3 separate regions of the Mus musculus genome follow, and regions 2 and 3 are each linked to region 1. The links are chromatin loops, found by intact Hi-C in ENCODE. Cell type or tissue: heart. All regions are shown on one strand. Each heading gives the region's core, and the rest is flanking DNA. Links, peaks and the distances in the headings are about the cores only.

The links. A loop is a pair of places that touch in the nucleus more often than their neighbours do. Peaks named below come from ENCODE experiments on the same cell type or tissue, not always from the same donor. Only the 100,000 strongest peaks of a DNase experiment are listed, where the experiment ranks them.
Region 2: a loop joins it to region 1, with 2.3 times the contacts of the local background. A loop is called at or near these places in 2 of 42 quality-filtered maps.
Region 3: it touches region 1 in a loop (8-fold over the local background); 16 of 42 quality-filtered maps call a loop at or near these places.

The regions. Positions count from the first base shown.
Region 1 is chr7:116,127,183-116,137,015 of GRCm38, forward strand. It overlaps Plekha7 (pleckstrin homology domain containing, family A member 7), which reads right to left. Exons shown (of 27, transcript NM_001305185.1): 21 at 9,805-9,833; 22 at 8,736-8,839; 23 at 7,857-8,057; 24 at 5,439-5,594; 25 at 2,210-2,343; 26 at 1,372-1,511. Among named protein-coding and RNA genes, the nearest start is that of 1110004F10Rik, 39 kb to the left of the region's middle. In heart, for the core only: CTCF peaks have their summits at 4,399 (motif pointing right), 5,086 (motif pointing right) and 7,419; DNase peaks (open chromatin) are centred at 1,289, 5,089 and 7,839; H3K27ac peaks cover 1,509 bases.
Region 2 is chr7:116,193,980-116,203,812 of GRCm38, forward strand. All of the region lies in intron 3 of Plekha7 (pleckstrin homology domain containing, family A member 7), which reads right to left. Among named protein-coding and RNA genes, the nearest start is that of Gm44867, 93 kb to the right of the region's middle. In heart, for the core only: a CTCF peak has its summit at 5,122 (motif pointing left); a DNase peak (open chromatin) is centred at 4,582; H3K4me3 peaks cover 2,722 bases; H3K27ac peaks cover 5,454 bases.
Region 3 is chr7:116,318,520-116,328,352 of GRCm38, forward strand. No RefSeq gene overlaps it. Among named protein-coding and RNA genes, the nearest start is that of Snord14a, 9.8 kb to the right of the region's middle. In heart, for the core only: a CTCF peak has its summit at 5,279 (motif pointing left); no DNase peak of the experiment used is centred there.

The DNA.
Region 1 (9,833 bases), core at 1,263-9,262:
CATGAGGCCTAGCTTGCCTGTAGTTTCTGATTCAGGGAAGAGAGCAAGAGCAAAGAAAGGTGTGGAACAAGAGGTCAGGGCTGGGGTCATCAGCTGTGAGGGAGGAAGCAGAAGGGATTGGTCAGAGTGAGAGCAAGCTGGGACTGTAGCTCAGTGACTGGTGGGTCAGCCCAGCATACCAGAGGCCCTGGGTACCACCTAAGATGTGGAGGCAGAGTGGGCACAAGCACAGCACGAGGTGGTGCTTGGAGGGCAGGGGCAGCCTCCCAGGGAGGGGCGCAAAGGCCGTTGAGATAGGATTGCCTAAGTCCCAGCCACAGAGCAACACAAGCCCTCTATATGCCTTGGACAGAACGGGGCCAGAGACTCTGCTTTAGTCTAGTTTGGTTTTGAGACAGGGCCATGGTGTGGTCTATGCTGGGCCTAAACTTGCTATAGAATCAAGAATGACTTTGAAATCCCAATCACCCTGTCTACACCTCCCTAGGTGGGAATCAGGCACCACACAAGGCTGTATTCTAGCAGCTGCGCTGCATCAGGACAGGGAACAGGCTGCTCCCGAGAGTCTGGCATCTGTGTCATCATTTGTCACTCACAGGCCTCCAAAAGCGATGCCCAGGCTGCTCCAGACTCCCCAGGGTTGGCAGCCACAGGGCCCGCTGGCCTCACACTTGGCCAGGTGTGTTAGAGGACCGGGAGATAGAATGGTACCACTCTGAGTCCTCTGACTGTCCGTCTCAGACGTATAGCTGGCCAGGGACACCACATAAAGACACAATGGCCTCCATATAAGGGGCAAACTATACCAGGGAAACTGTAAGGCTACCACAGAAAGGGAGATGTGAACAGAGGGAGGAGTCCACAGCCCCTTTTCTGACCGTTTTCTTTATGACAGGGTCTCATTCCAGCAATCCTCCTGCCTCAGCTTCCTGACCACCGGGTTTACAGACACATGCTTAAAGCATCCTTCATATGTAACACAGCAGCCGTGTGCTGCTTCTGTGGTGACATTCTTTTGGCTAGGCTGGCCAAGCCTCAATTCTTATTCTCCTACTTTCTGCCATAGGTCACTGACAAGGTGAGTGAGTGGCTTTGGCTTGGGGACCAAGGAAGGGTTTCTAGGCAGAGGTCAGAGGAGCTCTTTGCTTTGCCCCACCACGAAAGCCCTGCTCCAGTGTCACGTCTGCCCCTTCTTCCTAAGGAAAGAAATGTCCCTGTCACCTTGTCTCAGAGCTGGCAGATATGGACAGCTCTTCTGTCACTTGGGTCAGGCAGGCCTGCCAACATCTGCTAACTTCCTGGTTCTAGGACATGTCACTGAGAGCAGCAGGCAGGGGACTGGGCCCTGGAGGGTGGCACCCACAGCCTTACCTGCTACCTGTTTGCTGCGCTTCGAGGCCTCAGAGGCCAGGGCATAGGAAATGTTGATTATCCGTTCCTGCTCCTGCAGCTGCGAGTCCAGGTCGGCCAGGCTGTTGCGGTCCTGGCCCAGTGGCTGCAGGTTGCACATGCTGTTGGGGATCAGAGAGAAGGCTGTGAGTCTCGACACCCCCCACCATCAGCCCCACATGTATCTCCCTGGCTGCAGGGAGGTGACTCTTCAACACTTTAAGGGGCATCAGATATGCATTGCCCCTTTTCTTCCAAGACAAGAACGCCTACTTCTCCCTAAACCCACAAAGAACACAACTCAGTTCCTCCTGTAGGCCTCAAGCTAAGGGTTCCGGCTGGGGATTCCTGATAAATCCAGATATGAAATGGTTAATGTAACTCTGAAAGGAGAGCTCAGAGGTCAGAAAAACCACTTCCTGTTGTCCAAGCTCAGGTTCAGGAAGTGGGTAAAGGCCGGGCCCATCTATGAATCCATAATGGAGTGTGGGCACAGGTGTTAAGAGGACCATCAGTGAAGTGACATCCACTAAGTCCGCCTCAGTACTGTCTAGCGAAATGGCCCACACTTGCCAGTCATTGGGGACAGATCTGGGGACATGGACCTGGGATGGGAACCCTTCATAAGTTCTTCAGCACCTTTTTGGTAACTGAGGCAAGCTTTCCTGTTGGAGCACCGGCTGACCCCTTCAGAAGAATTCATTTGAAACAAAGCCTAGCAAATTATTACCAGTCAGCCTGGCCTGGGTCTTCTCATGGCTGAGCTATCACCTGAGATGGAGTCTGTGAGACTTCTAGATTTGAGCAAGTAGGGGCTGACCTTGACCGGGCAAGGATATTCCGTATCTTCTCCGCCTTTTGGTACCGTGCCTGCAGCTCCTCCAGGCTGGGTGGTTCCTCGGGGTCTAGTTCCACATATCGCTCGGGGATGGAGACCTTCTCTGGTTTAGACAGCTGGGGAGAGGATCAGGTGGCAGGGTGGAGGGTAAGCGCAGATGCTCTGGTCTGAGACATGTTTTCCCACCCTTCCTACCCTGTGAGGAAGCATCAAAGTCTACAGATGTCATTCCCACCCTGTTCCCCCTCCCTTAACAGCATAGTCGCCCACCATCAGACTGGTGGCCTGAGAGCATGATGGTGACGGGGTGATGGAGACCTCAGGGGAAGGGAGACAGGCTTCACTGAGTGCTTGTTTAATTGGGGAGAAACAGAGGCTATTTAACCCTCTGAGGAGTGGGTAAAGGCTTTGCGGTTGAGTGTGCATCACTGGCTGGGCCAAAGGTGCCGGGGATGCCTCATTTGCATAAGGAAGAATTCCAGGTGCTGCTGGCCAGGATCTTATGAAAGGAAAAGAGGTTTAACCTGGCTGCTGGGCTATGTGACCTCCTCTGGTGTGGCAAATGTCTACGTGCACTGGGATATGCAGGCCCAGTCAGTGTACGTGTGTGTGTGTGTGTGTGTGTGTGTCTGTCTGTCTCTCTGTCTGTCTGTCTGTCTTGGGGGTGTGGAGGGAGCATGATCCTGCCAATATCAGGACAAGATTTCTAGGGATTGGACATGCCTCAACCCCACTCTTGCTCCAGGCCTGTCCCCCACGGCTCACCCAGAAGAAACTTGCTAAGATCATCAAAAGAATCAGTTGTGGAACTAAGGACTCGAACCTGAGTCTCATACCGAAGCACATGCTCTTCCTGCTACACTAGACGGCTTTCTAGAGGCCAGGGGAAAGGGAAACAGAAGGCAGGCAACACGCTGAGACTCTCACAGGAAGCACTTGATCCTTAGTGCTACACTCAAAGCCCCAGTGAGCCGACCCTCCAGCCACACGGGCTCAGTGGGAGCTCTGGTGTCCTTCCCACCTAAGGAGCTTTCTTCTGCTCTAATTTAGGGATCTGGCACTGAAATAGGACTTCAGTAAGTGAAGTCTTATTTCAGGGCTGTGAGATAGTACGTGTATTTAATCCCAGCACTGGAGAGGCAGAGACAAGTGGATCTCTAGTCTACACAGTGAGTTCCAGGCCAGCCAGGGCTACCTAGAAAGGTCCTGTCTCAAAACAGAAAATAACAAAGCCCAACCAACCAACCAACTAACCAACCAAATAAACAAACAAAAAAAGGTCGAACCAGAGCCAGGCAGCTTAGAGACCACCCAAAACGGATGGGTGAGCTGACATAACCGTAGTAAAACCTCTCCCATCTCAAACACACTTCTGACTTTGGGGGGCGTACAGGTCAGACCTGACTGACTGAAAAGCTTGAACCAGCAGTGACAGCATGCAACCGGTTAATAACCAAGGTGCTTTTCGTACTTCTGGGCAGAGCGTAGATTTTTACCTTCACCTAACGGATGAAGACTGATGGTCCTCTCTTCAGTTCTCCACCTGCCCCCAGCCTGACTCTGCAGGTTTATCTAAGTTACCTTTCCTAAAAGCTCTCTCATTCTTTCCTCTGGGACAGTGCTCTGGTGACAAGGCCCCTCCCCCATGCTATATACAGATTCAGTCTTCATAGCACCCCATTCCTGCAAGAATGTTAAATTTGTGCATTTGAGAGATGGCTCAGTAGGTAAGCTGCTTGCTGCCAAGGCTAATGACTCAAGTTTGATCTTGGGGACCCACATGGTAGGAAAGAACCAACTCTACTGGTTGTCTCAGTACATTTTAAATTAAAAAAAAAAAAGTTAATTTTGTTTTCCCCCAGCACCAGTGGGAATCCCTGTTTTTAACCTGCTAGCTAAAGTTCTGAAAACCTCTGTCCACGCTTTTAGGAATATTTAAGCTTGCGATTTTCAAAATGTCATCTTAATTTGCCTCAAGATAGTTTTCTTCCCCCTTGACTAGGTGGATTTTGGTCTCAGTAGCAGAACTGAACCCATGTGGCCCTTCAGTTTGTTGAAAGGTGGCAAGAAAAAAATCTGTCATCCGACCAGGACAGATCTAGAGTAGGAAGTAGACTGCATTGTAGCAGGAGGATTTAGGTTAGAGATAAGGAAGGACAGCAGAGGGCAGCCTCGCATTGCCAAGAGCACATGGAGGCTCTTTGTGAATAAGAAAGCCGCCAGACTGTTGGCAGCTACTGTTTAGGCTGTCAGAGAAAAAGACCTGGGGCAGGAGGCTGAATTTACTGACTGCAAGAACCAAGAACCTAGAAACTCAAGTACCGAGTTACCTACAGTGTTCTCTTTGTTCTCAGAGCTCCTTTCCCCCATGAATCCCTAACCATTCAAAGGGAAAAACAAAACAAAACAAAAACCTGCAAATGGATCTGCCCTGTCTCTTGAAATGGGAGGGCTAGGTATGTAGTTCTATGTACTTGGCATGTGTGAGACCCAGATTTTAACACACACACACACACAACCACAGTGGCAAAGTTCCCCCTCTACCTAAGTAGGGCACCTGTGGAAGACTTAGAATCTCACCCAAACTCAGCCTACACCTGGGAAAAATGCAGCAGGCCAAGTTCCTACACAAATGTTTTGGGGCACTGGAAATTCATATAACAATGTCTTCCACCAGCAGACATTTATAGCATGCCTACTGCGTGCCATCCTAGTGCTAGGGACACAAAGGACTGAAACAGCTGCAGACACTGCCCACAGACCACAGGTGACCAGAGATGTCTAGAAGACTGCCTGGCACTCCCTCCCTCCCTTCCTTTCTCCTGCCTTGTTTTCCTAGGCCTGACCTGTCATGAGGCAAGTGGGCCACTAGAGGGCAGCAGAAGAGTTCAGATCGAAATTGGCTCCAGTCCCGGCTGGAAATGTCTCCTGTGACTTTTCAGACCTGCCCTGTATTTTCCCACCACGTATGATAGTCTGCCTAAGAGGTCATTTTCGAGGGCCACCACTAATGATCCAGGGAACATTTTCTAATCCTCTTGGGAACATGCTGAGTCACTTAATTCTCCCCACATCATCAGAAATAGGCTTAAGTGTGATTTAGAACATGGACGCCTTTACGATCTCAAGCGTCCGGACCTTCCTGGGCAACAGTGAAGCTGAACCCTGCCTGGTGACTTCTAGAAAGCATGAAGGAAGCCCCTATCCTCACCTCTCTGCTGATGTCCAAGTCATAGTCTTGTGGCTCCAGGTCCAACTCCATGACAGGTGTGGCTTGCACTTTCAGCCAGCCCTCCTCTTTGTCTTTTCTGTCCCCCTGAGCAGCCCGTTCCAGCAGCTGCAGGTCAAACTCTTGTTCTCGCTTCCACTGGCAACAGAGGAGAGGGTTAACCTCACTTTCCGACCCATTCAAGAACCACACAGGGCCCTGAGGCCTAAGGACCTGGGAAGACGGACTTTTGAGACATTAGGCAAGTGTCATAGCTGTGTTGTGTGTGTGTGTGTGTGTGTGTGTGTGTGTGTGTGCGTGTGTGTGTGTGTGTGTAACTGAAAACTGGCCTCTGCCTTCGTCCTGTGGCCTCTTCCACACTGCTGGCTGTGCTCTGATCTAGGACCTCTGAGTATTCAAATGTGCATCCGTAGGGTCCTGGAGGAAGACCCATGACTTTAAGCCTACAGTGGTCCACAGGGACCCAGCAATTGGTAGAGAGTTCCAATCAGTACCAAGGAGTTGGTTGACCACCAGTGTTGCAAACTGCCGTGGAAAATGATAACCATTTGAGATAAGACAGTTTCCTTAAAATAGAAAACAAACTAAAAGTGAGATCAGAGGGAATTGCTCCAAGGCTGTTTCACAGTGGCAACTTTGTATCAATGTCTCTTCCCAGGAGGGAAAAATCTACCCAGGCACGTGTGCGCAGTTCCAAGATGGCTTCCTGTTCACTTCAGACCTCTGACCTTAAAAGAACAAAGGACTCTCTTGTGAGGATGAGACGATACTTAATGCCTCAGGTCACCTCCTCTCTCTCACTCCATTCATCTCACAGTACCCCAGCAGCCAAAGATACCTCACAACCACCCCGACCCGATCCTGTCGCCATGTCAGCACGCTCCACACATTCATGCACAAGCTCGGGTCCTCCGTAGCAAACCAACAGAATTGTGTGTGCTGATGGTTTTCCAATTACAGTTTGGATGACTTAGGCAACTGAAGTCCAGGGATAAATTTAATGGTTCACAAAGAAAACACACAATTCCTTACACGCTCACAAGTGCTCAAAAAGAGACAAGTCCTCATTTAAACCCAGCCTGATTGCTTCCACAAACAGCAAAAGTTCACCGCACTCTGCAAACTACCCTGCGGAAGAACCACGCCAATCCGTAATGGGAAGCAATATGTTTATTGGCGCTGACGAGACTTACACAAGCCTTTTTTTCCCCCAAAGAAAAAGCACAAAGGATTGGAGTTGTGGATCGGAAATACTCTCTGTATCCCAGACAGCAGGTTGTAGAAAGTCAGGGTTCTGATGTTTACTTATAATACTTAAAAGTTAATGGGTTTATAGCTTTTAAAGACACTATTCTAGTCATTTGGTGACTAACAGCTGCAGAGAGGCCCTCTGAATACAGTTTATTTTGCTATCTATTCAAGTTACTAGATAAGAATTACAAAAGCAATAAGGAATTGCATGATGGGATAGGAGGAGTTACCACCAAATGGCTTCAGACTACGCACTCTCTAAAGCTGATATTTACTGTCCAGGGTAAGGCATGGATGGAATCGGTAAATCCCCAATGCCCAGACCACTGCTAATGACCGTGGTCCTCACAGAGCAGCTTTTTGGATGGGTGAATTATCAGTCAGCTGGCCTACACAAAGCAGGGCAGTGGGAAGGTAAGCAACACCTAGGGATGCCTGCTAGTCTAGGGAGCCAAGAGCTGCTAGTACAAGCCTGGTCAGAGACAGCACTGGCTGGTTAGAGAGGGGCCAGTACCAATTCAGAGCGTCTGTAGAGACAATCAGGCAGGATTAGAGGCAATGAGCGCAGACACTAGAAGCGTAGGAGCTTGTGCAATGAATTAGGGAGGGAGCAGTCAGGCTAGAGGGCTGGGGAACTGGGGGCTCCAAACCCCAAAGCCAAATGCAATGTCCCCACAATGAGCCTAAGGCAACCGTGGGCAGGTGCAGCGCCAGCCACCAGGGGCAGCACCAATTTCCCCAGCCCTCCTGAGTACCTGAGGCCTCAGCCCCGCGGGCTGTGGGAGACCACCAGCACCTTATTGAGTTGCCTCCCCTGGCTGCGGGATCTGCTTGGGAGGCTGTGTGGTTGAGTTGCATATCATACCGTTCCTTCCCATCTGCTCTACTGGAATCCTACATTCTCAAGTCCTTCGTTGAGCCCAGAGCCTCCTCCCACTCAGCGTGGAGAAAGGATGAGGCCTCTGCTGCTAGACCTCCCTACTGCTTTGTTTCCCGGTCATCCTCTGGCCAGCTCACACGTGCGGCTGGAGTTGTGGACAAGCAGCCCCTTGGGACGGTCAACCAAGTAAGTCACCCTGGCAGGGGACTTGCGTCTGCTTGGGGGACTCGGGGAAGTTCTGGCCTCTGTCCCAGCCCCGCCTAACATACTGAGCCGAGATCTCCTGGCAGTGGCTGGCTGAGGTATCGGGCTGAGAGCAGACCCGTCTTTTCTCCTTGGCTCAGGGTCCTCTTGCGCTCTCGGACCAGAGCCTTCTGGTGCCGCTTCATCCGCTCCAGCTGTTCCTCCGCACTCATCTTGCCCCGCTGGTGGTCCCCCGAGTACAGACGCTCCAAGGCACTCTTGGGTCTCTGAGGAGGAGGCGAGACACAGAGGAGATGGAGCGAGAGGCCCTGCTTCTTCCTGCTTCTAGTGCAGGGTCGCAGCCTAGGCTGGCCTTAAGTTCACTACTTAGCCAAGGATAACCCTTAAACTCCTGGCCCTCCCAGCTATTCCTCCCAAATGCTGGGATTACAGGTGTTGACAATCAAGCCTAATGTATGCAGTGTTGGGGACTGATCAAACCCAGGGGCTTGTACATGCTAGGCAAATACTCTACCAATTAAGCCACACACACCCCTGTCCTCTTCCTGCTTGGTCTCTTTCTCATACACTCTTTGGGCTCATCCTAGCCACAGAAAATCACTTCCTCTAATTATCCAATGCCCCTCGTCCTAATGAGGTTTCTGGGCAGAGGCTGACCCCGAGGCTGGCAACCCAGGGTGAACCTAGGGTACAGGTCTCCTGGGCTTCTCACCGCCCTGACAGGCTTGGCAGTCATCAGAAAACAGAGATGGCAGTGTAATGGCCTTTTTGGTGTGGTGTGGTGTGTGTGTGTGTGTGTGTGTGTTGAGAGGGGAGGGGGGAGAGGGAGAAGGAGAGGGAGAGAGGAGATCCTAAGTTCCCCATGACTCGCTCGAGGTCACTGCCATCCCAGGGGCCCTTCCTTCTATGGAGTGTGAGTCCCTCCACATCCCATGGCCACTTACAGAGAAGGTCGCACTGCTGTTTTCGGCATTCAGCCCCCTCCGGAGTGTGACATAGGGAGCAATGGTGGACGACTGCTGGAGCCTGGACGTGGAGCCTGAGAGCCCTAAGCAAGGAAGACTCAGGTGTATGTGTGCTGTGGTTGGAGACACCCCCAGCCCTCCCTAATCACCCTTCTCACACACTCCCCTCTCCTGAGGGACCAAGGAGCCCTGCAAACACCACACTTGCCCTGGTCTTTTCTCCTTGGGCCTAGGTGAGGCAGGACACACAGAGAGAAGAGGGTTGGCCTGGGTGGCCTCTGTCCCTACAGAGCTGTGCACAACCCTAACTATGCTTCCATACAAGAAGTGCTGGGCTACCGCAGGTGGGAAAGCGTGATACAAGAACCTTCGCCCCTCTGCTTCATGGAGAATCCAGCTAGGGATAAACGGGGAGCCTAGAGAAGAGACCATGGGCTGAAGAAGTCCCTGAGTCGCAGGCTGACACAGGTCTGATGTGGCCTTAGTGCTGGCGGTTTCCAGCACCCCAGCCTGCAGGCTGCCATGATCTGGAGCCAGAGCTCTGAGACTGGTACCCACTCTGTTTCTTTTTCTTAATTTTATTTATGGATATTGAGTACATGTATGTGTGTGTGTGTGTGTGTGTGTGTGTGTGTGTATCATGCAAGAGTTATGTGGACAGATGTGAACCATCATGTGGGTGCTGGCAATTGAACCTGGGTCCTCCTGGAGAGCAGTCAGCCTCTTAGCCACTAAGCAATCTTTCCAGTACCTGCCTCCGTTTCCTGATCTTTAAAATGGGAATCATAATAGCCCCGCCTCCCAACACAGTTGCGTATGAGGCTCATAAAGAACAGGTCAACACTGTCAGACTTTAGGGCAATCACTGTTGCTGCTCTTGGAGGCAGAAAGGGAGAAAAACCAAACGACTCCTGAGGTCAGACCTGTCCTCCCTCTTAGCAACAATCACAGTTAGACTCAAGCTGCAGGCCAGGATCTGAGGTCTGAGTAGAGGCTGCGAGTGCTAAAGAAGAGTGAGGTGCCTGAAGGATTCACAGTCTTGCCTTACCTCTGCCTGGCAGCGTCTGGTACCTGCTC
Region 2 (9,833 bases), core at 1,019-9,018, 67 kb after region 1:
GAGCAGAGCCTGTCAGTCCCCTGTCCCCAACCTTCTAACCCTTCCATGTGCCTCCCAGGACACTGTAGAACAGTTACCCTCAGGCTAAGGCTGACTTCAGCATTGCCTCCAGGCTTCTTAAGGCACATTTTATCTTTGTCCTCAGTGTCTCAACAGAACTATGGACTGTGGGTCACCTAATAGTGCTGAAAAACCGAAACTCCAAGCATGAGAAGAAATTGCCTTCACTACAGGGGCTCTCATCTGGGCTACTCAATGGAGAGGTGGTGGTAATCAACAGGAGAAACTATCTTCAAGAGCTGAGGATACAGCTCAGTTGGGAGAGTGCTTGCCTAGCAAGCACTAGGCTGTGAGTTCAATCCCAAGCCCCATAAACAAGCTAGTGGCCCACATCCATAGTCCCAGCACTCAGGAGGTAGAGCAGTTCCAAGCGATCCTCAGCCACTTGTGAGTTCTAGGCCAGCCTGGGCTAGATGAGCGGTGCCTCCTTTGCATTTCCTAAGCTCCTTTGGTTTATTTTGCTTAGCACTTTTACTAATTTATTCACTTAACAGAAAGTGCCACCATAATGTGGCAGAATGGTCTTTCAAGTTTGCAGAATTTTAAATATGCCACAGTTGACAACAGCTCGCTACAGACAGCCACTCCTCTGACAGCCCCTCTTCCCGTAGCCAGGGGATCCTGAATGAGCCAGTATATGGCCCCATCCTGTCCCCCAAGGGGAAGCTATCCACTCAGCACTAACCCATCTCTTTCAACACTGGGAACCACTCAGTCCAGACAGCTGGAGCTGAAGCTGGGTTCAGATTAAAGCAAGCTTCCTCACCTCTTCCAAGCCTTGGTTCTGGCATTACAAGTGCGATTCTCAAATGTTCCTAAGACATTTAAAGAAGGGTTAAAATAAAGGGGCATATACACTTAGCATACAGAAGGTGCTCAATGTTTAACCTGACTGAGACTTGACTATGGTAACAATAAACAGACATCTAAGTTTTAACAAAAGGAGAATAAACCCTTTTCACCCCAAAGCAAGTATTCCCGTAGCAATGGCCTCAAACACCGGAGTCGTTCTCTGTTCCTTTCTGTATCTTAACTTCCACCTGTGGTGCACATGTGAGCACTACTGGCTTCTTCTCAAAGATGCTCTGCATCCCCTCACCTTCTCCATCTGCTTGCCTTTGACCCACATACACGCAGCAGCCCCAGCCCATCCCCCACAAGGGATCGCACCTAGGGCCCTGGGCACAGGAAGCAAGTGCTCTGTCATAAAAAACCAACGGTGTCGCCAGCCTGCTTTTTACTTTCTACTTTGAGACAGGGTCTCACTAAGTTGCCAAGGTTGCCCTTGAATTCACTCTGTTCTCCAGGCAGACCTTGCACCTGAGATCCTCCTGCCTCAGCCTCTCAAGTACACTGTGATTCCTGCCTTGTAACAAGCAGGCTCATCTTTTGTCTCCTGGTTAGTAGTCTTGGTAACAGCTCCTAGGCACGTCTTTTGCTTCTTCTGTCTCAGCCTCTGTGACTTCACCGGAAGCTCTCGGGTCTTGTAAGGTAAGAGAGATCGTGACAGCCTCACTACACCATGCACAGTGAAAATGCACTCCTTGCCTTGGCTTATAAGATCCTAGAAGGCAGGCTAGGGCTATAGCTCAGTTGGCACAGTGCTTGCCCAACACCCACTGAGCCCTGAGTTCCATCTTTAATACCACATAAACTGGCTCTGTGGCACACAGTAGGTGGACACATAAACTGGCTCTCTGGCACACAGTAGGTGGAACAGAAAATCAGAAGTTCAAGATCCTCAATGATGAGAATCTGTCTCAAACCAAACCAAACTTTAGATGATCTGACCCTGCCTAGCAGCAGCCTCTTCAAATACTCTTCTGTCCCTGCCCACCTCATTTCCTCAACACTCAGGCCTTTCTTACTTGGCACCCTGTGTCCTCGCAGTCAGCATGCTCCTTGCCTGTCTGTGTCCATGGAGCTAGCACCTTGTCCTTTAGACCTGGGCAGGGCTATCACCTCCTGGGCCCTTCTCACTGTCACTTCACACGCACCAGCCAATTTCAGCTATTAACAGCTGTAATGTTTCTCACTTATGTATCAGCCAGTAGGGGTGTCTGGCACCCAGGAGGTACTCACACAAGTATTTCTCGACTCCATGGATGAGGAAAAGGGGTGGGGGACTGGATTGTGATCTTCAAGTGAAATAAATGAGCTGTCTGAGCCTGCAAAAATTCAGACTCAAGAGACAAGAACCTAACAGATATTGGCCATCAGGATGTAGGTGCCTTCTATGGGCAGAATAAAGAGACACTTACACACCAGAAGCCCCTCAGGCCCAAGGTGAAGGTTAATGCCCTCAGTGCAGAAAGGCATGAATCCAGCGCCTGAAAGGAAACTGCTGAGCAGCTAAGGACACTCAGGGTGGGAGCACATGGCCTCTGTCTCCTTTTCATGAACGAGACAGAATGTGGGGCTAAGCTCAGCTCAGAGACAGCTATGAAGGCTCTTGCTTTGTTCTCTGCTCCCTCCACCAGTATATCCTCTGCACTTCACTTCCTGCATGGGAGGAGGGATGCTCATGGGGAAGGCACCTGAACTATTACCTCAACAGCCTGGGAATGAGCACCAGCCACCTTCAGCAAGAGGCTGTGTAGAGTCTATCAATATCTCATAAAGTCCCAGGGATGGGCCAGTGGGCCAGGGTTCCCTGGCAAAGAATCCTCTGCCAGTGCTGGTAATACCCACCAGCCCTGGGGACCAGAAATGCAGCAGTGCTGGGCTCCTAGTACCCACACTGTCCCCATCTCATTCATACCCACCCCAGACTAGGCGGAACTTGAATGCTGAGGGGTGCTCTGGTACTACTGCCTTTTCAGTGTCAAAAGGCACTGAGAGAGTCTAAGAGAGTCACATGGTGACTGCCAACCTTGGAAAGAGGTATTTCTGTACTCCTCATCTCCTGCTCAGAGCAGAGTGATGGCTTTTAGTATGATCTGGAAAGCTTGCGTGTTCTCTCTCTCTCTCTCTCTCTCTCTCTCTCTCTCTCTCTCTCTCTCTCTCTCTAGGTTTTCAGATCCACTCAGTGGCCACTCCATTTGTAAAATACCTCTCCCAAGCCAAGCAAGCCACCTGACTGGCTGAAGCTTGCCTGTACCCCACATCCCACAAAGGGCTGCATACCTAGAATTCCACCTGCTGAATAGGGAGTTTTCATTTTGGCTTCCTGTGCTCATGAATGAAAAGATTAAAGGCAAACTCCTACTAGAATGAGGAAATCAAAGGCAGACAGCCCATCCCCTTCTGGAAGGAAGTTTTCAGAGAAACAAGGTAATAGAAGCTGGTATCAGCCTTGTTAGCAGTAACTCCTCACAACCGCTCAGGGCTCCGGTTTCCTCACCCTGGGCTCCCCATCAGCAGAGGCCACCCAGGCAGATCAGATTGGACACAGCCCAGAGTTCAAACCTTAGCCCTGCTCCATGCATGCATGACCTGGGATGAGTGGATGAGGGCTGGGCTTATCTGTAGACGGTGGAGATAAACCAACTCTGCAAGGTTATGAGGAGGCCGTCAGGAAACACTTCCGCATTTGGGGCCTGCTGAGCTTTTCCTTTGCTATGAACTGCTCTTGAGGTGTCGACCTGCCTTGCTCTGTGCGGCAACTCCAGCAGGAGAAGCCTGCAAAGACTTAGACCCAAGCACATGCTTTCCTCCTTTGAGTTAAAGAACACACAACCCCCAGATCACTGTTAACATCTATTTAAAGAACTCGCCTGCCAGACAAAATGGTTTCAGATCAGCAGGCACACCCTTGTCCCTCAGAGGGTCTGTCCCCATGGTGCAGAAACTACAGGCCAAGAAAACCCACCTCCCCGACCACCGGCCAGAGACACAGAGTACTGAAATTACAAGGAAGACATTTTCTACCTCAGGACACCCATTTATAATTCCATTCAATGCTTCCCTAGGCCAGTGACTTGGCAGCCACTTGAGAAGGCAGGCCAGGTGTTATAAGACTCTCCCAGGCAATGAGGACATTTTAGGTGACCGAGGTTCTTCTCAAACTCCTGCCATCCGCCCAAACCCAGACTGAAGTTCAACAACAGTACAGGTAACTTAAAACACAAAGGGCTGTCCCCTCCTCAGCTGCCAACAGGATACTGTTCGGAAGAACATGAGGGAGATAAGAGTTCAGGACACCTTTGTCCTACTTTTCCTAATTAAATGGCATTCTTGCTGAGCAGAGGCACTCCTGGGTCATCTAAAACTTCAGGAACCAAAATATATCGCCCACTGAATCCTTACAGACCCGTACGGGACTCACCTGTTCTCTTCTTGCAGACAGGCCCGCACTCGCTTTGAGCCCCATGTTCAGAACTGTGTCTTTCCTGGTGGTAGTCTCATGAAACTGCCCTCTCTGCTCAGGGCCGACCGAGAGGAAGGCTCCCAGCTGCCTACTCTCTCTCTCTCCTTCTCAGCTTCACCTCTCCAGGGCTGCTACCAGGCGTTACAATCCAGCAGTCACTCTGGCCCCGGCTCATTCATTCTCCTTCCTCTCCACGCCCCAGCAAAACCAGATACCAGGCAGGAACACAGCTTCAGCTCTGAGGCTCCACCCCCTGTGGCCAAAGGGAATGAGGATGCCTGGCTGTGCACAGCCAGGCAAGCACTGTAGGCAATGGGACCCAAAGTGTTCTTGGAGCCTGTGAGGCTGGCTCCCTCTAGCATCTAGACATAGCCTAACGTCTCTAACCATAACGTCAGGAAGAGCCATCCAGTGAGTTTTCTCCATTCAGCATGGGGCTAAAGTCAGCCCTAAAACCAAGCCCATTCTTGGTGGAGAACACTGCTACCACATCCACCTACCTGCCTGGAAAAGCTCCAAGGTTCTTTCAGAACTTCCTGGGAATGGCTACGGCTCCTTCAGGACAAATCTTAAGCAGGAAGCTTTTGCTCCCAAAAGAAGTAGGAGGAGACAGAAAGGGAAACTGACACTGAGGTAGGTCACAGACCAATAGTGGCTTTTTCGTTGTAACCTACAGAGATCACGGGGTAGGTGAGATAGCTGCACCAGGTTAAAGGGGAGAGGGGGTTGCAGACTGTTACAAGGCTGCCCTCTAGAGTTTGCCACATGCTGGCACACAGTAGGAGATCAAGAAATAATTACTGAGAAAAAATAAAGGGGATTTTGTTCTCAGTCTGTTTAGAGTGACAATTTTTCTAAAATTTGTATCTGTTACCATCTTAAAAGCTTTGGGTCCTGAAATCCAGGTTGTTGTCTTTTTTTTTTTTTTTAAATAGTTTTAAAGGAGTAAAACAAGTTGTAAAACAGAATGGGAGCCTGGCACTGCAAAATGAAAGAGATCAACCCTTACTAAGGCAAGTCAGGTCCAAAGGAAACTCTGATCCCCCGACTCTAAAAGGCAGCCCAGATATCCAGAGAGGGGCTCAGCCTGCACTACTGGAGGATTTCTGCAGGTTAGATAAGAGCCAGCATTCCCCAGGAACTAGGGAAGCCAAAGCCTTCTACAAAAAGTTACCCTCTACCAAAAAGGAGTCATTTCTCTTCATACTGCAGAAGGGACAAATGGCTGTCCGTGGTGTCTGTCAGCACACCAAAGCTTGCTGGCCTTCGGGCTCCCTCAGTATCACATCTAGACCTTCTCACCTCCTCTACACTAAACTCCCTCCAGCTTGTGGGATACCCTTCCACCAGCTACTTAGTCTCCTTATAGCCCTGTTATTTCTTGTGTGTGTGTGTGTGTGTGTGTGTGTGTGTGTGTGTGTGTGTGTGTGTGTGTTTTCTTTCTCTTTTTCTCCCTCCTTCCTTCCCTCCCTCCCTCCCTCTCCCTCCTTCTCTATTCTCTCTCCCCCTTGCTCTTCTCTACTCTCCGACACACAGCCCTAGCCATGTGCTCTGCTCTGAACTCTCTTTCTCTGCTCTGGACTATTCCAGATGCCTCTGGCTGTTCTCTGTCTTTCATGTCTCCAATATAATTCGCCCCCATAACCACACCATAAAGTAGTCATGTAGTTTATACGGGGAGCCACTACTGACAGACAGCAGGTGGAGGAAGAACATTCATTTTGAGGGCGCTCCATTGAATGGGCCAGAGCCATCCACATACAGGCATCACTAACTGGACTATGTGGGCCATCCAGACAACAATAAAAGACATGAGGTGGGAGGGGGCACACTGGGGAATATACAAGAGGAGTTGGCAGGCAGAAACAGGAAGTTTCTATTGTATACATGTATACATTTTTTCTTTATTCCCCCAAATAAAGAAAAAAAAATTTTTTTTTTCCGAGACAGGGTTTCTCTGTGTAGCCTTGGCTGTCCTGGAACTCACTCTGTAGACCAGGCTGGCCTCGAACTCAGAGATCCGCCTGCCTCTGCCTCCCAAGAGCTGGGATTAAAGGCGTGCACCACCACGCCCAGCAAGAAAAATATTTTTTAAAAAAATCATGAGCGGCCAGGAGCCAGCCTCACAATTGTCTTCCTTGACAGAATGTTTTAACTACAAAAGATCATAATTAACTACAAATCAATTGCTATGAAGACTGAATGAGGCTTACAAGCCCAAACCCCATATGGTTAATACTTATTTGGTCCTACTGTGTGTTTAGTTTAGCATTATGTGTACTTTGGGGATAAACAATTACTGCATAATCTGCCCCGTAATACTGGCACTCACATCCAATAGGACAGGCAGATGTGGTCATCTGTGCCACACACCCAGGTTGGAGCAGGTGTCCAATGCAAGCTTGAAACATGGCTATATTTAGAAACCACGTTGTAAGGGCAACAACCTTTGAAGGTAGACTGAGCTATTTCCATTTAACAAATAAAGAAATCAGAGCTGAAAGTAGCCCAGAGCCCTTCTGTAATCACATGACCAAAATTCAAGTTAGTGCAAGTGGGGGCTTAGTTTTCCAGCTTACACTTCAGGCAAAGGCCACCTCTGGCCCCAGTGGGTCAGATGCCAAGGAGCCAGGGCAGGAACAGGAAGTGGCCTGGGCTTAGTCATCAGGTGCCTGGGTTTAACCCTCCATCACCAGCAGCACCCAACCAGAGATCAGTGACAGGCATGTGAGAGCTAGAAGGGACACACAGACTGTCTCCACTCTGCCCAGTGGCCCTGCTCCCATGACCCTGGCCTGGCTGTCCTTGCTGCCAGATCAGCGGTGCTGAAAACCAGATTTCTTGGCACTGCCTCCCCTCACCCACCTTGCCTCTCTATCTCACAACTCCATAGGCCCCAGCTCCTGCCAGATTAACTGTCCACCAGCTCCAGTCACTTAGTCTTTCCAGCCCCTGAGCATGACTGTAGCTGTCATCTTCCCTGCTGAATTCTGGGAAGCCTCCAAGGTCTGTTTTCTTCTGAGTGGCCCTTTCTGGTCACCTCAGGCCTAAGCGACACCTGAAGGCTTAGACTAGAATGACATAGTTCCCAAATTCTGATTTGCTTTTCAAAACAGACTCAAGAGCTGCATATTCCAGAAGGGTAGGAACCAAAACCCCTTTCCTGCCTCCAACCCACTGTTCAATCTGGCAAATACTTGTGCCAGAGAAATCCTTATGCCATTATTGCTGTTTGCATTTATGGAATCCTTAGGCACTTAAATTTTTAGCTGGTCAGTGAAATACCTCAACAGGTAAAGGTCCTCCCCCTGAGCCTGACTACCTAAATCCAGTCCTTAGGACCCCATAGAAGAAGAGAACTGACTCACATTAGTTGTTCCCAGACCTACCTACCTACCTACCTACATATCTACCTACACATACACACACACACACACACACACACACACACATACACATAAATGTATATGTATACACATAAATGTATATGTATATACATATACATACAATACTATGTATGTTCCTCAAGTTGTTTTTTATACTTTATATAATAACACGGACTCCTCCATGTCCACAGCAAAAAACAGACATAGCACCGCCTCCATATACCTCCCAGGGCCCTCAGCACCCTTTATACAGAGATGACCCTGGAACCATCCCATATGCTAACCTACCCAGACACATAGCAGGCATTGCACACTGATGACTATGAACTACTATGACCCCAGGACAAGTTTTATTTGAGTTCCAAGGAGGTTAAAAATCCAGTAGAATTTTAAAAGCCAAAAATGCCATTCTCATTCACATATATGTCTCAAATCCAGGTCACCTTGGAAAAGCAAGCACTATTGCAAGGCTGCCAAGCAGACCCACCTTCAGCTTACTGTGGTCGCTGTGGTCGCCACCACACCCTCTGCTCCCAGGGTTGACCTGGGAGCCCATCTGTCATCACTTGCACACTCCCAGTTTTCTCACACTAACCTCTTTATATCCATGGCTCAGCCAGAATGGGGAAAACAAAAGACAAAGCCTTGGTATGAGTCGTTAAGAAACGAGCGAGTGCACAAACACCCGAGCTAGAGCTGCTCAGCGAGCCCTACCCTCTGAACTTGCGACACAAGGCTGTGCTGTCACCTACAAAGTTCACAATGGAGTCTTTGAAAAATAACCTAATCAAGTTTTACTTAAGTTTACAACTCTGTGCGAGGCCAACTTCATAGCTGTCCTTGGCCATACGCCCTGGACCTCAGGCTGGGTGCACCTGCTGGGGCTGGGGCACACAGTACTGACAACTGGAGGCTTTCCTTTAGCAAGTATGTTTAGAAGAATCTTGCATGAGAGTAGGAACCAAAGGAAGACGGCAAAAATTGGCTAGAAATTTTCTTTCTTATCAAGCAAACAAATCTACTAACTTATACCATCTGTCATATTTGGAAGAATCTTAGTGGCTACTGGGAACTTGCCCTTAATCTTCCATGCCTAGGCGACAGCACAGCTAAATCCAGACCACCATGCCCGTCTCCACCAAAGATTACACGGCAAATTGCCACCAGCATCATCCCTAGAGGTTGTAGTGGATGCCACTCTGATGACAGACACCAAAAGTCCCCACAGACCGCCAACATGGACTCTGGGAACAGAAAAGCATCTCTGAGGCCGGGTGCTCCCTGGATAAGACCGCTCACTTCCCCTAACACTGAATATGGCATTTAGACCTCAGGTCAGAATATAGTCCTTGACAGCTTGGTCCTGGGTCCAGAAAGCCACAGAAAAAGCTGCCACTACTAATGTGCATTCAGGAAGAATCTTAAAAGGCTCTTACTAGGTGACAAGACCTGAAAGATGCTGTTCACAATGACTGGAACCAGCTTATACGCGCCATTCACTCACTCAATACATAAATATCTGAGAGCCACCTACTTTCCAACCCTGTGTTTCCCCCCATCTCAACAGTTTATAATGGAGTCAGGAGTATAAGCTCAGACCTTATATCCTACCAAAGACGATTAACAGGAAAGCTGTTTAGATCTCCACAAATGATAACCTGTCTTAGTCAAGAGCAGCAAATTCCCCATTGATGAAGTCATATTGGAGTGACTTGTTTTCTTAGTAGGGTAGCCCTTGTTTTCCAGAAATCACAGTATTCAAAGTTTAGAGGGCCAGAGAGATGGTTAGTAGGTTTACACACTCCTCAAATCCGCACGGGTAGAGGAAGAACCAACTGCTGCAAGCAGTTCTCTGGCATCCATCCACAGGCCTGGTATGACAAGCCTACACACACACACAAAATAAACTTTAAAACTTTAATTTAATTTTTTAAAAGACAAAAGATTTTAGAGCTGAAATCTACTCCAACTGACCTCATCCAGTCTCTGCTCTGTGATAAGGAAACAGGCCTAGGAAGGTGAAGAGAATGGCTGGAGGTCACAGGAATTATGGAACCACGCACGCCAACAGCAGTTCC
Region 3 (9,833 bases), core at 647-8,646, 190 kb after region 1:
TTACTGTTTTGGAAACACTTTACATTAGACAAAACAAAAGTCCCTAATGCCTTTTCATATAAACAGGTTCCTGCTTTGCAACTGGTCTCCTGTGGGAAGCAATGGAACACCCTAGAAAGTCATAGCCATGCCTTGTTAGACAACAGACACAGAGGGTAAGAAGTGTGTCCTTGGAGCCAAGTGTGGAGGTGGTGTCTCTCTCCCTGGCTCTATTGAGATTCAGACAGGAGGATCACAAGTTTAAGGTAGCCTGTGTTACCTAAAAGGACTCTGACTGTAGAAATATTTGGGTGATTTTATTTCATCCTATAGACATATCCTAGAGTGACTTCCTCAAAGATGAGTATAGTGTCACTAGGTGGTGTTTTATAGCACCATCACTATGTCTGCAATCTGTCCCAGAATGGAAGTCAACAGGCAATGTGTGAGTGTTCCCTTTTTATGCTTTTGAAAACTTACGTGCAAGTGTGTGTGTCCATGTGGGTGTGTGCACATGCCTATGGAGGCCAGAAAGGAGTGTCGGATTCCATGGAGTTGAGCTTACCCCATCTAATGTGGGTGATGGAGCCGATCCTAGGTCTGCTGGAGGAGAGCAAGTCCTCTTCACTGCCCTCAACTGTCTTTATTTTCAATTACATAAATATAAGCGTGGTTTCCTCTTGGAGACTGTTGGATGCCCTAGAGCTTAAGTTTTGAGTCGCCTGGGTCTTTTGAAGAGCAATACATTCTTCCCAATTGCCTAACTGCTGAGCAATCTCTCCAGCACACTCACCCCCAAGCCTCCATAATTGCTCTTAAAACAACCCCTGCTGTGGTATTTTGCTGGATATTTTCTGCTTGTCAACAATCTAATGAGGTCGTAAGCATCAAAGATGTAGAGCCATGTGGTGGGCTGGAGAGATGGCTCAGTGGTTAAAGTACTGGCTGTTTTTGTAGACACCTCATGTTTGCATCCCATTATCCACATGATAGTCACAGCAGTCATTAACTCAGTTTCAGGGGATCTGGCCCCTCTTCTCACATCCACAGGTACCAGGGACATAGATGGTACGCATACAACTATGTAGGCAAAACAGTCATGCACATAGAATAAAAATAAATATTTTTTCTTTTTTTTTTTTTTTTTTTTTGGTTTTGGTTTCGGTTTTTTGAGACAGGGTTTCTCTGTATAGCTCTGGCTGTCCTGGAACTCACTCTGCAGACCAGGCTGGCCTCAAACTCAGAAATCTGCTTGCCTCTGCCTCCCAAATGCTGGGGTTAAATGCATGTGCCACCACTGTCTGGCAATAAATCTTTTTCTTTCTTTTTTAAAAAAATATTTATTTATTTAAATTATTTATATATATGAATACATCATAGCTGTCTTCTGGTAAGAAGAGGGCATCAAATCCCATTACAGATGGTTGGGAGCCACCATGTGATTGCTGGGAATTGAACTCAGGACCTTTGGAAGAGTAGTGGGTGCTCTTAACCGCTGAGCCATCTCTCCAGCCCCTAATAAATCTTTTTCTTTTTTTTATTATTTTTATTTATTTATTTTTTTCGAGACAGGGTTTCTCTTTATAGCCCTGGCTGTCCTGGAACTCACTCTGTAGACCAGACTGGCCTCGAACTCAGAAATCCGCCTGCCTCTGCCTCCCGAGTGCTGGGATTAAAGGCGTGCGCCACCACGCCCGGCATAAATCTTTTTCTTAAAGGTTATTTTTTAAACAGTGTCATAAGACAATGTATAAGTTGCTATGCCACTGCTGAATAAAACATCCTATTTTAATAAAGGGAGGCTTTATTTTGGGCTCTGGTTCTAGGAGTATAAGAGCCCATCACCATCCCAGCTGGAAAGCACGGCAGCAGGAAACTGAAGCAGCTGTGAGCTCACACTTTAAACCTCAAGCAGGAAACACAGAGAGCAAACTAGAAATTGGACAAGGCTTTGAAACCTCAAAGCCTGCTCCTGAGACATGCTTCCTCCAGCCCAAACTGGACTCCCAACTGGGGACTAAGTATTCACATGCCTTATAGACTATGGAGGGCATCTCATTCAAACCACCACAGGCACAAATTCTCAGTCTTTACCCCACTAGTTATCAGACATGTACCTACATTTATACAACAGGAGCAATAACGTTTTACAAAGAGGTGCTTAAGGCTCAGTGGCAGAGCCCTTGCCAGCGATGCCTGAGGCTCTGAGCTCCATCCCTAGTATAAAGAAAGAGAAGAATTATAGAGAAGATTAAGTAATGTGTCTGTGAACCTCCAGTGCTAACACACTTTGCTAAGGAAGGTCGGCCTCACCCGTATATATGTGTTGGATCTTTTCTTTCCATCTGTGAGCCTGGACATATATTAGAGGTTTTGATCTTGAGCTGGGGAGCTCAGGGATAGAGCACTTGCCTGGAGTCAATCCCCAGCACAGAGTGGAGGGAGGGAGGGAGGGAGTAGGGTGAGAAGGAGGGAGGGAGGGAAGAAAGTAGGGTGGAAGCTAGGACAGGGAGAGGATGGGGCAGGAGGAGGGGAAGGAGAAGAGTTTTCATCTAAAACTTCACTCTTCTAGCAGCAACTAGAGAGTCCTCAGGACGAATGCAGACTCAGATACATCCTGGGCCTCTGGGAAGTCTAGGTCCCCTGCTGCTTCTCACAGCCCAAATGCATTCAGCTGAAATAAGGATTTAAAAAGAAAGAAATTTAATTTATTTATTTATTTATTTGTTTATTTATTTATTTATTGGTTTTTTTCGAGACAGGGTTTCTCTGTGTAGCCCTGGCTGTCCTGGAACTCACTTTGTAGACCAGGCTGGCCTGGAACTCAGAAATCTGCCTGCCTCTGCCTCCCAAGTGCTGGGATTAAATGCGTGTGCCACCATGCTCGGCCTTGTTTTTGTTGTTGTTGTTTTTGTTTTTTGAGACAGGATTTTTCTGTGTAGCCCTAGCTATCCTGAAACTCACTCTGTAGACCAGGCTGGCCTCGAACTCAGAAATCTGCCTGCCTCTGCCTCCTAAGTGCTAGGATTAAAGGCATGCGCCACCACTGCCCAGCCTCTTATGCCCTTTTCGGTTCTCTGTAAGCACCTGAAAACACAAACAATCACATTTATACACCCACACAAATAAAGTAAATCTTTCATTTAAAAGCCTGGCTGGAAATGGCTCTGCAGTTAAGAGCACTGGCTCTTGTACAGGACCTGGGTTCAGTTCCTAGCATCCACATCTCAGTTCATATCTATCTCTAACCCCAGTTCTAAAAGATCTAGCATCCTCCTTTGGCCTCCATGGGCACCAGGCATACACATGGTACACATATGCAGGCAAATACTCATACACATACAATAATAATACATATTTTAAAAGACTGGGCATGGTATGACACATGCCTTCAATCCATCCAGGAGGCAAGGGCTAATAGGTCTGTGTCATCCTAGTTTACATAGCAGGCCAGGCCAGCCTGGACTGCACAGTGACACCCTGTCTCCAGGTATGGAGGCATATGTCCATAATCCCATAATCCCATCATGCACTTGGGAGGCCTCAAATTTGATGCTATCCAGAGAGAGAACCTGCACTGTGGATTTGTCTGACAAACAGTGCAGAATATATATTTATAAAACTCTTACAGTCCACCAGTGGGAGCTAGTGACTGCAATCCCAGCACTTGAAAGGCTGGGAGACAAAACCAGTCTGAGATACGGTGTAAGTTCAGGGCTACCCTGGGCTCCAGCCCAAGCAACAAGACGGTAACTAACACACTACACCAATGTCTCATACTTTTAATAGGCATCAGAGTTCCTGGAACACTTAGTTAAAATGCAGATTCCCTTTCTCTGCTTTTGGGGGTCAGTGTGAGGCCTGAGATTCTGCCTGTTTAATAATAAAGGTGACAGTTGAAGGTGGCCACAGGTCACAGTTTGGATGCTGCTGCTAAAGACTGGAGAAGCAGCAGGTGTCAGATGCCCCAGCAAGGTACATGCATATGTTTCAAATGAATATGCAAGAGCCAGGCATGGTGGCCTATAATCCCAGCACTCAGGAGGGATAAGCAGGCCAGCCTCTGTGAATTTGAGGCCAGCCTGGTCTACAAAGGGAGTTCCAGGCCAGCAAGGGAGGCCTTGTCTCAAAAAATAAAAAAAAATTAAAAAAGAAAGAAAGAAAAGAAAGAAAGAAGGAAAGGAAGGAAGGAAGGAAGGGAAAGAAAGAAGAGAAGAGAAAAGGAAAGGAAAGGAAAGGAAAGGAAAGGAAAGGAAAGGAAAGGAAAGGAAAGGAAAGGAAAGAAGAAAACATGGATGAATCTCTCATTTAGTGTAGCCCAGGCTGGCCTGGAACTCAGGGTGTGCCTAATGATGGCCTGGAACTCAGGCTGTTTACCACCTGAGGATAACCTGGAATGATGATTTTTGAATGAAGAGGCTAATTCCTGACCTCTTGCCTCCACTGGAACTCCAGCTGAGTTACCACCACACCAGGTTTTATGTGGCACAGGGGACTGAACCCACTTTGTGCATTTCAATGCTACCAACTGAGCCCTGAAACTTTAAAAGGAAATTGTAGTTTTTTTAATATTTAGTGTGGCTGGAGAGATGGCTCCATCAGTTACAAGCATCAGCTATTCTTCCAGATAACCCGGAGTTCGATTCCGATTCCCAGTTCTGCATGGTGTGATTCATATCCATTTGTAGGTAGAGTTCCAGGGGATCTAAACCATCTTCTGGTTGCTGCAGGCGCCAGGCATGCATATGCTACACACACACACACACACACAGTTAAAACATACATACATTTAAAATAAAAATCATAACTTAAAAATTGCATGAAATTCTCAAAGAACAAAAACATTTAAATATTTAGACATAGCATACAGTTAAAAATTAACAAAAATATGAACTGAAAGACCCATGACCACGTGGCATTAGTAGGTGTTCAGTCAGTAAACCCGTCTTTCTCTTCTGTCCTCCATTCATCTCCTGACCTCACTCCCCCCCTCGGGCTGCACCACCATTTCTGAGTTTCACTAAGTGTGGTGGGAGTCAGGCACTCTGAGCTGCATATACAAAACAGACAGCCCCTGTCTAACTGGCCCGCAACCTATCTCCATCCCCACACGTTTGTTTCCGTGCATCAATCCTCGTTTCTCCAGCTTTATGCAGGCCATCTTCTCCCAAGGCCGCAAGGTACTTTCTACTTTCCTTCTTCAGTACTGAACCTAATTTCTCCTCCAGAAGACTGTCCAGGCTCAGTCACTCGAGACTGAAAGGAAGCTTGGGCCAGCCAGGCCCCTGCTGCCCTCTACTGGGCTCCCCGGCAGTGCAAAGCCTGTTGCCTGTCTCATTTGGAGGGTTTGTCTTGGGTTGTAATCCAGCATGGGGAAATAGAGGCAGGAGAATGAAAACTTCAAAACAAAACAAACAAACAAACAAACAAACAAAAAAACAAAAAAACAGAGTGAGTTCCAAAACAGCCAGGGCTACACAGAAAAACCCTGTCTAGAAAAACAAAAACAAACAAACAAAAATATATTTAATCACATTATGATATATACATATAACATATATATATATATTTTTAAATTTATTTTATTTCTTTTTTTTTCTTTTTTGGTTTTTCGAGACAGGGTTTCTCTGTGTAGCCCTGGCTATCCTGAAACTCACTCTGTAGACCAGGCTGGCCTTGAACTCAGAAATCATATGTGTGTATGTGTGTAGCATATGCATGCCTGGCACCTGCAGCAACCAGAAGTATACACATATATATACTCTAGCTGTCTTCAGACATACCAGAGAGTGCATCAAATCCCATTACAGATGGTTATGAGCCACCATGTGGTTGCTGGGATTTGAACTCCGGACCTGGAAGAGCAGTCAGTACTCTTTTTTTTTTTTTTTTTTGCAGTCAGTACTCTTAACTGCTGAGCAGTCTCTCCAGCGCAAAGCTTCCACACTGAATGAGTAAAGCCCGCACCAACAGTCTTGAGTCTTTTTGAGACAGTGTCTCCTTAAGCAGAGTAGCCTTCAGTTAGCTTAAATAGTCAAAAATGATCTCAAATTCTGAGTCTCCTGCCTGTACCTCTCAAATGGAGGGATTACAGGTGTGTGCCGCCATGTCCAGCAGTCTGTGAACCTTCTAAGGTACACGATCATTTGTGATCATCTCATCAGCACCTAGCATAGAGCTCTGTTTATAGCAGGCACCCAATACACATGATGTAGCCAATTCATTAGCTATGCAGCTAGCTCCTAAAATGTTCCTCATTGAAGCCTGTCACTAAAATGACAAGCTTAGAAACACTTGCTGAGTGAACGGGCTGATTTCATAATTCTGGACCCCACAGAGATTTAAAGAAATTATTGGCAATTAAAAAACAACTATGAGCCGGGCGTGGTGGTGCACGCCTTTAATCCCAGTACTCGAGAGGCAGAGACAGGTGGATTTCTGAGTTTGAGGCCATCTACAAAGTTAGTTCCAGGACAGCCAGGGCTATACAGAAAAACCCTGTCTTGAAAAACCAAAAAACCAAACCAAACCAAACCAAACCAAAAAACAAAACAAAACAAAAAACCCAAAGCCCCATGGAGACAACTATGGCAAAGCCTGCCACCTTACTTAGAACTGCAATGTTAGCCCGAGCTCAAACTCCCCAGATGGCTCTGCCTCAGGGAGGGACCGTTATCCTGACCTGGGAATTCAGCTAAACATTTCATTTGGTTTGTAGCCACAGCAACACATAACGGTGTAAGAAGCAAGGTGACGGAGGTAAGGTTACAATGGCAGAAACAGCACCAGCGTGGAGCTGAGAAAACCACCCCCATTTCTGACTAAAGCAAGCTGATTTGTACATATTAGTAACACCATCAGACAGATTGACAGTGTTAAGAGAACAGTGGAGACAGAAGTGCTCTGCAGTGACACTGTTCAAACGCCCTGGACCCCATTCCCAGTATCCTGCCTCCCCAGATCAAAGGACCTAGCTGGGTACCAAGGCATTCCGAGTGCTTGGAAGATGGAGGCAAGAGATCAGGGGTTCTTTATTCTCTGCTATATAGTCAGTTCCAGGCCAGGCAGGGATACAAAGAGACCCTGTCCTGGAAAATAAATGAAGTGGGTAGGGTGGCAGCTAAAGTCACTTAACTTGATGGATTTTTTTTTTACCTTTCTTCTTTCATTTTTCATTTGCTTGTTTTTTGTTTTTGTGTGTGTGTGTGTGTTGATTTTTCTAGAAAAATATAGTAATTATATTTATAATTCTTGTCTTTTTAAAAAGGCTTATTTATTATATGTAAGTACACTGTAGCTGTCTTTAGATATGCCAGAAGAGGGCATCAGATCTCATTACAGATGGTTGTGAGCCACCATGTGGTTGCTGGGATTTGAACTCAGGACCTTTGTAAGAGCCGTCAGTGCTTTTAACCGCTGAGCCAGCTCTCCAGCCCCTTGTCTTAAGACAGGTTTTCATTGCTTGTAACTACATAGACCAGGCTGGGGTCCAGCTCAGAGGAACCATTGCCTCTGGCTTGTCAGTGCTGAGATAAAGGTGTGCACCAGATATATTTTATAAAACAAAAAGTACCAAAAAAAAAAACCCAAACAAACAAACAAACAAACAAACCTCAGAAAGTACCATGACAGTAAAGCTGTAAGGACAGAACTCTAGACACCTCTGTGACTTGAGTGAGTCTCACAGTTAATTACTTTCCTGAGCCTCAGGTTTTTCACCCTCATTTGTTTGTTTTGTTTTGACTTTTTGAGGCAGGGTATCTATCACGTAGCCTTGGCTGGCCTAAAACTTGCTTGTAGACCAGCAGTCTCCAACTTGTTCTACTCTTCCTGCTTGTGTCCTGAAGGCTGGGATACAGGCTCAGACTACTACACCTGGCAATTTTATTGTCTTTAAAATGGGGGTGGAGATGGCCCAGAGCACTGGCTGTCCTTTCAGAGGGCCGGGATTTAATTCCCACCCTTAGATGGAGGAGGATCACAACTGTTTTTTTTTTTTTTTTTTTTTTTAAAGTTTACAAAGTGGTTTCCTACAATGATATCTTTTTTTTTTTTAAAGATTTATTTATTTATTATATGTAAGTACATTGTAGCTGTCTTCAGACACTCCAGAAGAGGGAATCAGATCTCGTTACAGATGGTTGTGAGCCACCATGTGGTTGCTGGGATTTGAACTCTGGACCTTCGGAAGAGCAGTCGGGTGCTCTTACCCACTGAGCCATCTCACCAGCCCGGATCACAACTGTTTTTAACTTTCCAGAACTGCACACATGTGGTGCAGACAGACACTCAAAATGAAAATAAATACATCAGCTTTTAAAAATTAGGGGTGGGCTGAGAAGACAGCTGAGCAGGTAAGGTGCCACCAAGCCTAACAACCTGAGTTCACCTCCTGTAACTCACATGGTAGAAAAGAATCAATTGTCTTCTAGCCTCTCCAGTTACCTTGGCATGCATATATACATGCACACAATCACAAACAAATAGAATTTCAAAATTAAAATGGGTACAAATTTTTCTTTGGGGGTGGTGGTGGGCAAGACAGAGTTTCCCCATGCTGTCCTGGAACTCACTCTGTAGACCAGGCTGACCTCAAACTCAAGGGCTCCACCTGCCTCTGCCTCCTGAATGCTGAGATTAAAGGCATTCGCCACCATGCCCAGCTCTAGAGCTGGCTTCTATGGGCTCACAAGAGCCAACTGTTAAAATTTTCAGAAATCCAGGTCTGGAGAGATGGCTCAGCTGTTAGGTGCACTGCTTTTTCAGAGGTCTTGAGTTCAATTCTTGACAACCACAACCACATGTAATGGGATCCAATGCCCTCTTCTGGTGTGTCTGAAGACAGCAACAATGTACTCATAAAATAAATAAATAGCCAGGAGTGGTGGCACTTTAATCCCAGCACTCCGGAGGCAGAGGCAGGCCGAGGCCAGCCTGGTCTACAGAGTGAGTTCTAGGACAGCAAAGGCAACACAGAGAAACCCTGTCTCAAAAAACCAAAACAAACAAACAAACAAATAAATGGAACGGAAATGTCAGAGGCTGTGCAACTGTTGATTTGCATTAAAAAAAAACAATCGGAAATCCAACAGGCGGTGGTGGTGCACACCTTTAATACAGCATTTGGAAGGTAGAGGCAAGTGGATCTCTTGTTCAAGGCCAGTCTACAGAGGTCATTCCCGGACAGCTAGGGCTACACACAGAGAAACTCACTCTTAGTTATAAAAAAAGCCAGAGGGGGCTGGCGAGATGGCTCAGTGGTTAAGAGTGCCGACTGCTCTTCCGAAGGTCGTGAGTTCAAATCCCAGCAACCACATGGTGGCTCACAACCATCCGTAACGAAATCTGATCCCCTCTTCTGGAGTATCTGAGGACAGCTACAGTGTACTTACATATAATAAATAAATAAATCTTTAAAAAAAAAAAAAAAAAAAAAAAAAGCCAGAAATCCTGCAAGCCAGTTAAACATCAACTTTACTAAAAATTAGACTTGTGAGAAAAATTATGTTCAAGAAAACTGTCATCACTCTGTCAATGCAAGCACGCTTCCTACTTCACGTCACTTCCTGTTATCTCTGCTCTTGAGCATCTGTGCCTGCTCCTCTGGGTAGGAAGTACGAGCCACCGTACTGTATCACCCCCGTTAGTGGTGTAAAGCCAAGCAGTGTGGTGTTTCTACATCTCAGAAATAGGTAAGCACTGTCTATCAGGTAGACAGCATACCTCTGCACTTAAAGGGAAGTAAAACAGAAAATTATCAAGATTAAAAGATAACATTGAAACCTGCAAGGGAATAAGATGGAAATGAATAAATAGTAAAAAGAAAACTAGAGGGACCAGAAAGTCTAATGTGC